Linked DNA regions of Homo sapiens: region 1 is linked to region 2. A link is an interaction called in ENCODE POLR2A ChIA-PET data of the cell type or tissue named here. Cell type or tissue: endothelial cell of umbilical vein. All regions are shown on one strand. Links, peaks and the distances in the headings refer to the core of each region. The heading gives the core; the rest is flanking DNA.

Region 1 (5,853 bases), core at 301-5,300, 490 kb after region 2:
TGGCTGGGCGTGGTGGCTTACTCCTGTAATCCCAGTGCTTTGGGAGGCCGAGGCAGGCGGATCACCTGAGGTCAGGAGTTCGAGACCAGCCTGGCCAACATGGTGAAACCCTGTCTACTAAAAATACAAAATTAGCCGGGAGTGGTGGCATGCACCTGTAATCCCAGCTAATTGGGAGGCTGAGGCAGGAGAATCACTTGAACCAGGGAGTCAGAGTTTGCAGTGAGATGAGATCACACCATTGCACTCCAGCCTGGGCAAAAAGAGCAAAACTCTGTCTTTAAAAAAAAAAAAAAAAGTAAAAAAAGAAAAAAAAAGAAAAAAAAGTGAGACCTTTTCTCAATAAAATTAAAAAATACATATATAATCAACATCATTAGCCATTAAGGAAATGAAAAGCAAAACATCAGATGCCACTTCACACGACTAGAATGGCTATAATTTAAAAGATAAATAATAACAAGTGTTGGAGAGGATATGAAGAAATTGGAATCTTCGTAAACTGCTAGTGGTATTACAAAATGGTGCAGCTGCTTTGGAAAACAATCTGGCAGTTCCTCAAAATGTTAAACATAGAGCTACCATATGGCCCAGAAATTCTACACCTAGATATGTACCCAAGGGAATTGAAAACATGTGTTCACACAAAAATTTGTACACGAATGTTCACAGCAACGTTATTCATCATAGCCAAAAAGTGGAAACAATCCAAATGCTCATCAACTGTTGAATGGATAAATACAATGTGGTATAACAATGGAGTATTATTCAACAATAAAAATAAATGAAATACTGATACATGCTACAACATAGACTAATCGTGAGAACATTATGCTAAGTAAAAGAAGCCAGTTGGCTGGGCACAGTGGCTCATGCCTGTAATCCCAGCACTTTAGGAGGCTGAGGCAGGTGGATTGCCTGAGCTCAGGAGTTCACGACCAGCCTGGACAACACAGTAAAACCCTGTCTCTACTAAAATACAAAAAATTAGACAGGTGTGGCAGTGTGCACCTGTAGTCCCAGCTATTCAGGAGGCTGAAGCAGTAGAATTGCTTGAACCCGGGAAGCGGAGCTTACAGTGAGCCAAGATGGTGCCACTGCACTCCAGCCTGGGCAACAGAGTGAGACTCTGTCTCAAAAAAAAAAAAAAAAAAAAAAAAAGCTGGGCGTAGTGGCTCACGCCTGTAATCCCAGCACTTTGACACTTTGAGAGGCCGAGGCGGGCAGATCACGAGGTCAGGAGATCGAGACCATCCTGGCTAACACGGTGAAACCCCGTCTCTACTAGAAATACAAAAATTAGCCAGGTGTGGTGGTGGGCGCCTGTAGTCCCATCTACTCGGGAGGCTGAGGCAGGAGAATGGTGTGAAGCCAGGAGGTGGAGCTTGCAGTGAGCCGAGATCGCGCCACTGCACTCCAGCCTGGGGGACAGAGTGAGACTCCGTCTCAAAAAAAAAAAAAAAAAAAGCCAGGGAGGAAAAGCCACACACTGCATGATTCCATTTATATAAAAAGTCCACATTAGACATATCTATAGAGATGGAAAATAGATTAGTAGCTGCCTAGAGTTGGGGCAATTTGGGATTGACTACAAATGGGTAGGAGGTTTCTTTCTGTGGTGATGAAAATATTCTAGGATTGGTTGTGTTGATGGTTGCACAGCTCTGTAAATATACTAAAAACTTTGTGCGCTTTAAATGGGTGAATTGTCTAGTGTATAAATTAAATCTCAGTAAAGAAACAGGCAACCCACAAAGTAACAGAAAATTCTATATGAAATTGTTACCACTAAGACGTCTAATAGTTATATTTAAAAATAATAATAACAATAGTTTTCTTGGTGTTTTGTTTTATTTTCTGAGACACAGTCTCCCTCTGTCACCAGGCTGGAGTGCAGTGGCACGATCTCAGCTCACTGCAACCCCCGCCTCCCGGGTTCAAGCAATTCTCCTGCTTCAGCCTCCCGAATAGCTGGGACTACAGGCGCATGCCGCCACGCCCAGCTAATTTTTGTATTTTGTTGTTGTTGTTGTTGTTGTTTGAGACGGAGTCTTACTCTGTCGCCCAGGCTGGAGTGCAGTGGCTCCATCTCAGTTCACTGCAACCTCTGCCACCTGGGTTCAAGTGATTCTCCTGCCTCAGCCTCCCGAGTAGCCGAGATTACAGGCGCGTGCCACCATGCCTGGCTAATTTTTGTATTTTTGGTAGAGACGGGGTTTCAGCATCTTGGCCAGGCTGTTCTTGAACTCCTGACCTTGTGATCCACCCATCTCAGCTTCCCAAAGTGCTGGGATTACAGGCGTGAGCCACCATGCCTGGTCTTTTTTTGTATTTTTAGTGAGATGGGGTTTCACCATGTTGGCCAGGATGGTCTCAATCTCTTGATCTCGTGATCCGCCCACCTCGGCCTCCCAAAGTGCTGGGATTACAGGTGTGAGCCACTGCGCCCAGCCAATAGCTTTTTAAAACAAAACAAAAAAGTGAGGGCTTTGCTGTCAAATCTCATTTCTGCCACCTGCTGACTATGTAACCTTGGACAAGTTACTTAACCTCACTGAGCTCAGTTTTCTCATCTGTAAAATATGTATTAGGTCATTTTGAGGATTAAATACATGAATATGTAAAGTCATCTGGCACATAGTAGGTGCTCAGTAAATGAAAACTATAAAGAAGAGCCAAGGAATGCCAACAATTAAAGGAGTGAGGAAGAAAAAACAATATTTGTGGGCCAATGCTATATCCATACATTTATGCCTAACATTTGGCTGTGTTCTAAGGACATAAGGAAGACCCTGACTAAGAAGCTGGAAGGCTGAGGTATAAGGCATTTCTGGAATAAAAATCCCCATAAATAAGCTAAGGGCCAAAACAGAGTCATGGGCAGGTTGTTCAGAAGCAGAGAGAAAGGCTTTGAAAGGGGAGGAGACTTTAAGAGTCAGCCAGGTGGAAAAGGGCAGAGTAGACCCTTGTCCCCTCCCCTACTATGGGTAACCAGAAGGATATGAAACAGCCCTCTCTGGAGAAAACTGGATAGAGTTTACTCAGGACAGGCAGAGGCAGAAATCAGAAGAGAAATTGTAGGTTGATTTTTCATGGCCAGGATGGGGAATGAAGCTGGCACAGGAGGTAGAAGATAAGGCCTGCCTCCCTGGCCTTGCAATAGGTGAACTGAGCCCTAGGAATTCCTGCCCTCTCCCCTGGACTAGCTCCCCTTGGCCCCTAAGCTCTGGATCTCCCTCTGCCTCCCACCAGTCCTCTTTTGGGGAACAGAACCCGATGCTCTGTGGGCCGAGCATGATGGCTCCAGCACTCCTCCCTCTAGTGACTCATTCCCAAGACTGGGGGTGGCAGGAAGTGCCAGGGCCCCAGAGTTGCAGCCCCATCCGGATTCTGGCAGCTTAGAGACATCCTATATTCTTCCTTCCTCCCCCCACCCCCGCCACCTCCCTCACTTTCAGCTCTGACTCTTGACATTTCTACATAAGAGACACCCACCTCCCCCAATCTCTTCTTGCCTTTCTATTGCCTCCTACAGTACCTAAACTGCAGCCCCTAGGGGCTGCTGGGTTAAAGCAGCCTGATCCCAAGGGGGAATGGACACAACCCACATCTAAGGGCCCTTTCCTAGGAAAGGTGACCAGGCAAGTTCTGTACCCTCATGGCCAGATCTTTGACCGGCAAGGCACATGATCTAGAAAGCATTCTGATTGACGCTTAAAACAACAAAATGGTTTTGCTCCATGCTAAGGTCTTCACAAGTCTGTCTCATTTATTCCTTACAACAACTCTAATACAGATACCATTATCACCGGCATCTGGCAAATAAGAAAAGTGAGAGGAAATGTGAAAAGTAGAAGAGCTCGGCCGGGCGCGGTGGCTCACGCCTGTAATCCCAGCACTTTGGGAGGCCGAGATGGGCGGATCACAAGGTCAGGAGATCGAGACCATCCTGGCTAACACGGTGAAACCCCGTCTCTACTAAAAATACAAAAAAATTAGCCGGGCGCAGTGGCGGGCGCCTGTAGTCCTAGCTACTCAGGAGGCTGAGGCAGGAGAATGGCGTGAACCCGGGAGGCGGAGCTTGCAGTGAGCCGAGATCTCGCCACTGCACTCCAGCCTGGGTGACAGAGCGAGACTCCGTCTCAAAAAAAAAAAAAAGAGAAAAGTAGCAGAACTGGGGCTTAAACCCAGGACTCACATCCTGGGCCTTTAACTGCCAGGCTCCTCTTCCTGTCTTGGGAACAGAGGGCAGTGTAGGCCTCTTTGAGCACAGCCCCCTGAGTAATCTAGGGCAGCACATGCAATCTTGAGGCCCTTGGCACAGCTGCTCTGGGGTCTGGCTTCAACTCTAGCCTCCCTTCTAGTTCTCCGTCCCTTTCTATACCTGCCCCACTCTCCGGGGTGGAAATGTGGAGGGCTACTCAGAGGATTCTCAGCCCCATCAACAGCTTATCTTCCTATTCAACTATTAGGACAAACAGACATCAATGTGATTCCAGGGTTCCCAGGGACTACCTAGAAAGAGGGAAATCAGATAGTAATGCTTATAGGTGCAGGCAGGCAAAAGGAGGCTATAGATACCCAAGCATGGGGTTAGCTGAGGCTTGCAGGCAGAGCAGACATCTGTCAAATCAAAGAGGCATAGAGACAGCCCACATGACAATAGAAATAATGATACCCTTGAATTATGTAGCACTTTATAATTTCTCAAGCACTTTGCAAACATTTGATCCTCCAGATGACCTCCTAGGGCCCAAGGAAGCAGAAAGCATCTTTTATAAGCTGTCACCACCTGTCAAGTTGTCCCCCAAGATGGGGAAAGGCAGGAGCCAGGCAAGGCAGTGAGTGAGTTAACCAAACCCAAGCCACAGTGAGTAATTGATAGTTTTTATGGAGACTTTATCCTCAGACTCCTTAGATATCATATTTCTGTTAGATTATATTTACATAACAGTGCAGGGTGAGAGACCCTGATAAATCTTCTCAGAGGCATGGGGATGAATACTGTGGAAATGTACTTTTGTTGATAGCGATTTGTTTTACTACACTACTGCCCTTCAATCTAGGGAGGAAAGAGCAAGGCTATTGCTTTATGGAGGGAGGGAAGGAGGGAAAGGAGAAGGGGAGGTATATAAAGATCAGAGATCTGGAACAAGAGGAATGAATGAGAGGGGAAGAGACAGGGCTCCGAAAGGGAAAGCTTTAGGCAAGGGGGGCAGAAGGAAAGGACAGGAAAAAGGAAAGCTGGGCCAGATGCGGTGGCTCACGCCTGTAATCCCAGCACTTTGGGAGGCTGAGGCAAGCAGATCACCTGAGGTTGGGAGTTCGAGACCAGCCTGATCAACATGGTGAAAACCCATCTCTACTAAAAATACAAAATTAGCCGGGTGTGGTGGTGCATGCCTGTAATCCCAGCTACTTGGGAGGCTGAGGCAGGAGAATCACTTGAACCTGGGAGGTGGAGGTTGCGGTGAGCCGAGATCGCGCCATTGTACTCTAGCCTGGGCAACAAGAGCAAGACTCCGTCTCAAAGGAAAAAAAAAAAGAAAAAGAAAAAGAAAGAAGAAAGGAAAACTCAGTAGCCAAGGGTGAAAGAAATGGATGATTCTGCAGGAAATGTGGCTTGCTGCTGGGGAATAGCCCTTGGCTGCAAGAATGAGCAAGATTCAGATGTCTTTTTGGCGGGTGCCAAGCTCTTCTTGTCTTTGTAGTTGGTCAAGAGAGATTGGGAGAATAAGGAGAGTCACAGGGCACAGGGGTCCTTTTAAGCCCACTTTTGAGGTGGGATCAAAAGCCTCTCTGGATCTCTTCCAGCCACATCCCACCATTCTCCATCAACCTTTATCCAGAGAG
Region 2 (5,853 bases), core at 543-5,542:
GGGCAACACAGTGAGACCCTGACTCAGAAAAAAAGAAAATGGACTGGATGTTGGGGGCCTAGGGTAAAGTTGCTTCCTCAGTGATTCCCTTCTACTCTCCCAACATAACCTTTCATGATGAGCTTTTAGTCATATCTTAAGACTCAGCACTTTCGTTTCTGGTAGCAAATTTTTTAGCACTGGGTGGTGCATTACATTATGCTGTACGTTATTATTGATGTACCTGTTTGCCTTTACTGCTAGGAAGGGAGCCTTGTAAGCTCCTTGAAGGCAGGAACTGAGAGTCTTAGTTCTTGTCTTGGTGCTTAGTACCTGGCATGGAGGGCAAATTAGATGCTTGTTGAGTGAAGGAGGAAAAAGTCTTTTCTGCCTGGAGTCTAGCTTGTGGATGGAATGATAACAGATGAGGCAACAGTCAGATTATGGAGGGCCTCCAATAACAAATTTGGGCAAACTGAGAACCATCTACAGCCCATTCTTCTTCCTTGCCACCCAGATCTAATCACTGATGAAATCCTCTCCATGCAGTCCTCAGCTTATGTGTAATATATTCTTTTTTTCTCCTATTTCTTTTTTTTTTGAGATGGAGTTTTGCTCTTGTTGCCCAGGCTGGAGTGCAATGGCGTGATGTCGGCTCACTGCAACCTCTGTCTCCTGGGTTCAAGTGATTCTTCTGCCTCAGCCTCCCAAGTAGCTGGGATTACAGGCATGTGCCACCACACCTGGCTAATCTGGTATTTTAATTTTATTTATTTTATTTATTTTTATTTTTTTTTGAGATGGAGTCTTGCTCTGTCACCCAGGCTGGAGTGCAGTGGTGCGATCTTGGCTCCCTGCAACCTCCGCCTCCCGGGTTCATGCCGTTCTCCTGCCTCAGCCTCCCTAGTAGCTGGGACTGCAGGCGCCTGCCACCACACCCGGCTAACTTTTTTTGTTTGTTTGTTGTTGTTGTTGAGACGGAGTCTCGCTCTGTCACCAGGCTGGAGTGCAGTGGCACGATCTTGGCTCACTGCAACCTCTGCCTCCCGTGTTCAAGTGATTCTCCTGCCTCAGCCTCGCAAATAGCTGGACTACAGGCACATGCCACCACGCCCAGCTAATTTTTGTATTTTTAGTAGAGATGGCATTTCACCATGTTGGCCAGGATAGTCTTGATCTCTTGACCTCGTGATCTGCCCACCTCGGCCTCCCAAGGTGCTGGGATTACAGGTGTGAGCCACCACACCCGGCTGATATTTTTATTTTTAAAATACATTATTTTCTTGATTTTTCCCATACCTTCCTTTAGTTTTTTGAACATCTGTAAGACAGTTGTTTTAATGTCTTTGTCTAGTAGGTCTTCCATCTGGTCTTTCTCTGGGACAGTTTTTGTTTTTTTTTTGAGATGGAGTTTTGCTCTCGTTGCCCGGACTGGAGTGCAATGGCGTGATCTTGGCTCACTGCACTGCCTCCTGGCTTTAAGCGATTCTCCTGCCTCAGCCTCTTGAGTAGCTGGGATTACAGGCATGCGCCACCACACCTGGCTAATTTTGTATTTTAAGTAGAGACAGGGATTCTCCATGTTGGTCAGGCTGGTCTTGAACTCCTGACCTCAGGTGATCAGCCAGCCTTGGCTTCCCAAAGTACTGGGATTACAGGCATGAGCCACCGTGCCCAGCAACTGGGACAGTTTTTATTGGTTAATTTTTTTTTTCTTTTAATGGGTCATACTTTCCTGTATCTTTGTATGACCTGGGACTTTTTAATTTTTTTTTGAAAACTGGACATTTGAATCTAATGATGTGCTAACTCTGAAAATTGGACTCTTCTCATTCCCAGGGTTTGCTGGATTTTTTTGTTTATTTGTTACAGTTTGTTTTTATGCTGAGGATCAGCCTGAGATACAAACTTAAGGACTTCTCAGGTCTTTTTTGAGCCTGCACCTTTCCCTGGGCGCATGCACCATGGTAACTTTTTTCCTTATCTCCCCCGCACCCTCATGATTGCTTTTGAATATCCTAGTCTTTAAAGTCTAGCTCCTAAAGAGGAAAAAGAGAAAAATGAAGGAAGTAGGGAGGTGGGGGCCCTTGGCCCATTAAATTTCCTGGAAGTCTACTTCAGCTGGAGGGGGAGGACTTGCAGTCATGGAGGGGGTGCAATAATGGCTATCCTTCTCAGTGTCTGCCTATCCCTGATTATAAGCAGCAATCAGCAATTAGAATACGGATCCCTAATATTTGGAGGACAGGGTCCTTATTACCCATCCTGGTTCCCAAAAGCTGCTTGCAAGCTGTTTCAGGAATGCATTGTAGGTTGTCTGCCCGTGGCTGGGGGCTAGGGAATGGGGTAGCTGCTGCTCAGCTAAGGGCTGAAATTGACTGAAATTAACCCAATTTACTGTCCCAGTCTTTCCTTGGAAGTTGCAAGCTTTCTTCAACAGTCCCCAGAATTACATCTGACTAATTATGCCAGTGTAATTGTCTAGGTGGGGAGACTGATCTTGGTGCTTCCTACTCTGCTGTTTTAGAATCTGGAATCCTCTCCCAGAATTTCTTTCCTTTTTTTTTTTTTTTTTTTTTTTTTTTTTATGAGATGGAGTTTCACTCTTGTCGCCCAGGCTGGAGTGCAATGGCGCGATCTTGGCTCACCACAACCTCCGCCTCCCGGGTTCAAGCGATTCTCCTGCCTCAGCCTCCTGAGTAGCTGGGATACAGGCATGCGCCACCATGCCTGGCTAATTTTGTTATTTTTAGTAGAGACGGGGTTTCTCCATGTTGGTCAGGCTGGTCTTGAACTCCTGACCTCAGGTGATCCACCCGCCTCGGCCTACCAAAGTGCTGGGATTGCAGGAGTGAGCCACCGTGCTCAGCCGGATTTCTTTCCTTTTAAAGGCTGAATAATGTTCCATTTATTGTATGTATATGCCATATTTTGTTTATCCATTCATACTTTTTTTTTTGGAGGGGACAGAGTCTCTGTTGTCCAGGCTGGAGTGCAGTGGTGCGATCTTGGCTCACCACAACCTCTGCCTCCCAAGCTCAAAACGATTCTCCTGCCTCAGCCTCCTGAGTAGCTGGGATTACAGGTGTGCGCCACTACCACCCGGCTAATTTCTTTATTTTTAGTAGAAACGGGGTTTCACCATATTGGCCAGGCTGGTCTCTAACTCCTGACCTCAAATGATTCACCTGCCTCAGCCTCGAAAACTGCTGGGATTACAGGCGTGAGCCACCACGTCTGACCTATCCATTCATATGTTGATGGACGTTTGGATTATTTCCAAGGTATGCTACTTTTTTATAGCTCTTAAAATTTTTCCAAATTCCTCTCCAGAAATGTACTTTATCATCACCTGTGGTACATCAGGGTATTTTCCACTTTAGACATTCTTGATCTATTGTCTGAGTACTTGAAGTGGTGTGACTGTAGGCTGACTGTTGAATGAAGCTGAAAGGGGGGTTTTAATAGCAGGTCACAAACTTGGATAGAAGAGGAGATGTCTCTCGGGCTGGTTGGATATATAATAAGTTCTGGAAGGCCACATGCTGGTGATGATGTCATCCAGAAAGGGTTTGGTACTGAATTTCTGTTCAGGAACGTTCCTTGTCAGGGATGTTAGGGATCTGCCTTGTCAACTGTAGTCCTTCGTCAGCCTCTTCAGAAGTTGATGCCCACTTAGCTCTTGAAGCAGGTGTTCTAAGTAAATAATATTTTGTACTCTTATATTCTGTGGATTAGTTGTAGGTACATGCTGTTGTGAAAATAAATTCATTTGACTTCTCTGTATCTTGATTGTGGAGGTGATCACACAACTGTTATTTATTTTTTTTGAGACAGAGTCTCACCCTGTCGCCCAGTCTGGAGTGCAGTGGCATGATCTCGGCTCACTGCAACCTCCACTTCCTGAGTTCAAATGATTCTCCTGCCTCAGCTTCCTGAGTAGCTGGGATTTGCAAGCATGTGTCACCACGACCTGTTTAATTTTTGTACTTTTAGTAGAGACGGGGTTTCACCATTTTGGCCAGGCTGGTTTTGAACTCCTGACCTCAAATGATCCGTCCGCCTCCTAAAGTGCTGGGATTGCGGGCTTTAGCCACTCACCTGGCCCACACAGCTGTTTTTAGATTGGTATACGAGAGAGTGAATTTTATTGTGCATAAAAGGTGGAAAAATGAACAGGTAAAAAAATTTACTCAAAAAAATTTTGGGGGTGAGTTTGGCCTTCTATATGGAGATAATAAATAAGTAGTGAAAAACATGAACCCAATTATTCTTTCTACCTTCTCTGCCCAAATCATTTTTTTCTCAAGTGACCAAAACCACACACTTTGAGGTCTTTTTGTTGTTGTTGATACAGGGTCTCACTCAGTCATCCAGGCTGGAGTGCAGTGGTGCAATCACACCTCACTGCAGCCTTGACCTCCCGGGTTGAAAGTGATCCCCTCACCGCAGCCTCCTATGGAGCTGGGACTACAGGCGCCTGCCACAATGCCTGGCTAATTTTTGTGTTTTCTGTAGAGACAGAGTTTCACCGTGTTTCCCAGGCTGGTCTCAAACTCCTGAGCTCAAGTGATCCACCTGCCTTGGCCTCCCAAAGAGCTGAGATTACAGGCGTGACCCACTGCGCCTGGCCCACTTTGAAGTCCTAAAGAAATTTAGGTTATTATTCTATGCATGTTGGAGGATTTAAGTCTTATTAGCAGCTTCTGTTTTCTGTAAGGAAAAAGTTAAAACACATCTGGAAGAGTCTCATAGAGCAGCACTTTCTGAAACTTGCCTGGGTACCAGTATGCCTGCTTCCAGACCTTGAAGATATTACATGTACTGCTTGGTGATCTGCCCTGTCCCCCACATGTTGTGGGCCTGGATTGAATGGACTGAACAGTGTGGGGAATTAGTCCAGCGTGACTTGCCTTGTCTCATGCTGTTTGCTCACTTGTGAGAGCACTATACTGAATTATCCATTATTGAAAGTTCCAAGTGTGCAAAGAACCACACTTCAAAAATAAAATGTCAACATTGCCCTTTCTCTGTTAGAGCCTTAAATGTTCATTATTTTCTTTAGTTTTTTTTTATAACTATCAAACTTATTTTTCTCCATGTGGAAGTATGCCACAACTCCATTTCTAATGGAGCTTGAAATTAGCATGTATTTCCACTTACTTGTTGATGGGCTGTCATCGATCAACCCCTCTTTTTGATTGGGATTTAATTTGTGGTTTTTTTTTTTTACCAGCTGTAAGTTTGGAGTAATGCATGTAATGTAAATACAGTTCACAGGGCAACTTCGGATGTTCTAAATACTTGTAACATTTGCTCATTTTGAACAATATTGTATGAGTAGTGTGAAGTGATTTTTAAAATGTCTGTCATTTTTTTCATGTTCCCATTTTATTAAAAGGAGGGATGGAACTATATTGTGGAAGCTAATGTAATTTTTGTCTCTAAGAGGTTTTTTTTTCTTTTTAGACTAAAAGGGCTTAACAGAAGAAAAATTTATCTTTCTTAATTGCTAATTTAAAGGCTAATTTTTTCCCTAGATTGCTTAGTTTTGACTATTTGATTCCATCATATCAAGCTGTGAATTTCCTTCATTTTCTTGTTTTGAGGTTTCATTATTAAATATTGTCAAAAATAAGTGGCTCATCAACTCTCTTGAAAGTGTCTTATTGCTATGTTTTTTTTTGTCAGTATTTGACATTCTGAATTGAAGATGTGAGTTGGAAACCTGGTTAATTACCAAGTTACATAATCCTGTATTTATTAACTAGGTTAGACTACATACAGACTGTTCTTGAAAATGAAAGTGCTGTTATAACTCAGAAAACACATTCACTATGGCCCATTTCAAGTTAATTGAAGGATTGAGCCTTT

Evidence for each region. ChIA-PET counts read pairs that join two places held together with the same protein. Peaks named below come from ENCODE experiments on the same cell type or tissue, not always from the same donor. Only the 100,000 strongest peaks of a DNase experiment are listed, where the experiment ranks them.
Region 1: POLR2A ChIA-PET joins it to region 2 with 6 read pairs; 3 of 35 experiments call an interaction of 5 or more read pairs at or near these places.

What each region holds. Positions count from the first base shown.
Region 1 is chr5:139,243,165-139,249,017 of GRCh38, forward strand. No RefSeq gene overlaps it. Among named protein-coding and RNA genes, the nearest start is that of SNHG4, 28 kb to the right of the region's middle. In endothelial cell of umbilical vein, for the core only: no CTCF peak of the experiment used is centred there; a DNase peak (open chromatin) is centred at 3,397; H3K27ac peaks cover 704 bases.
Region 2 is chr5:138,757,444-138,763,296 of GRCh38, forward strand. The region is part of intron 1 of CTNNA1 (catenin alpha 1); the gene reads left to right. Among named protein-coding and RNA genes, the nearest start is that of CTNNA1-AS1, 6.4 kb to the left of the region's middle. In endothelial cell of umbilical vein, for the core only: no CTCF peak of the experiment used is centred there; no DNase peak of the experiment used is centred there; H3K27ac peaks cover 1,244 bases.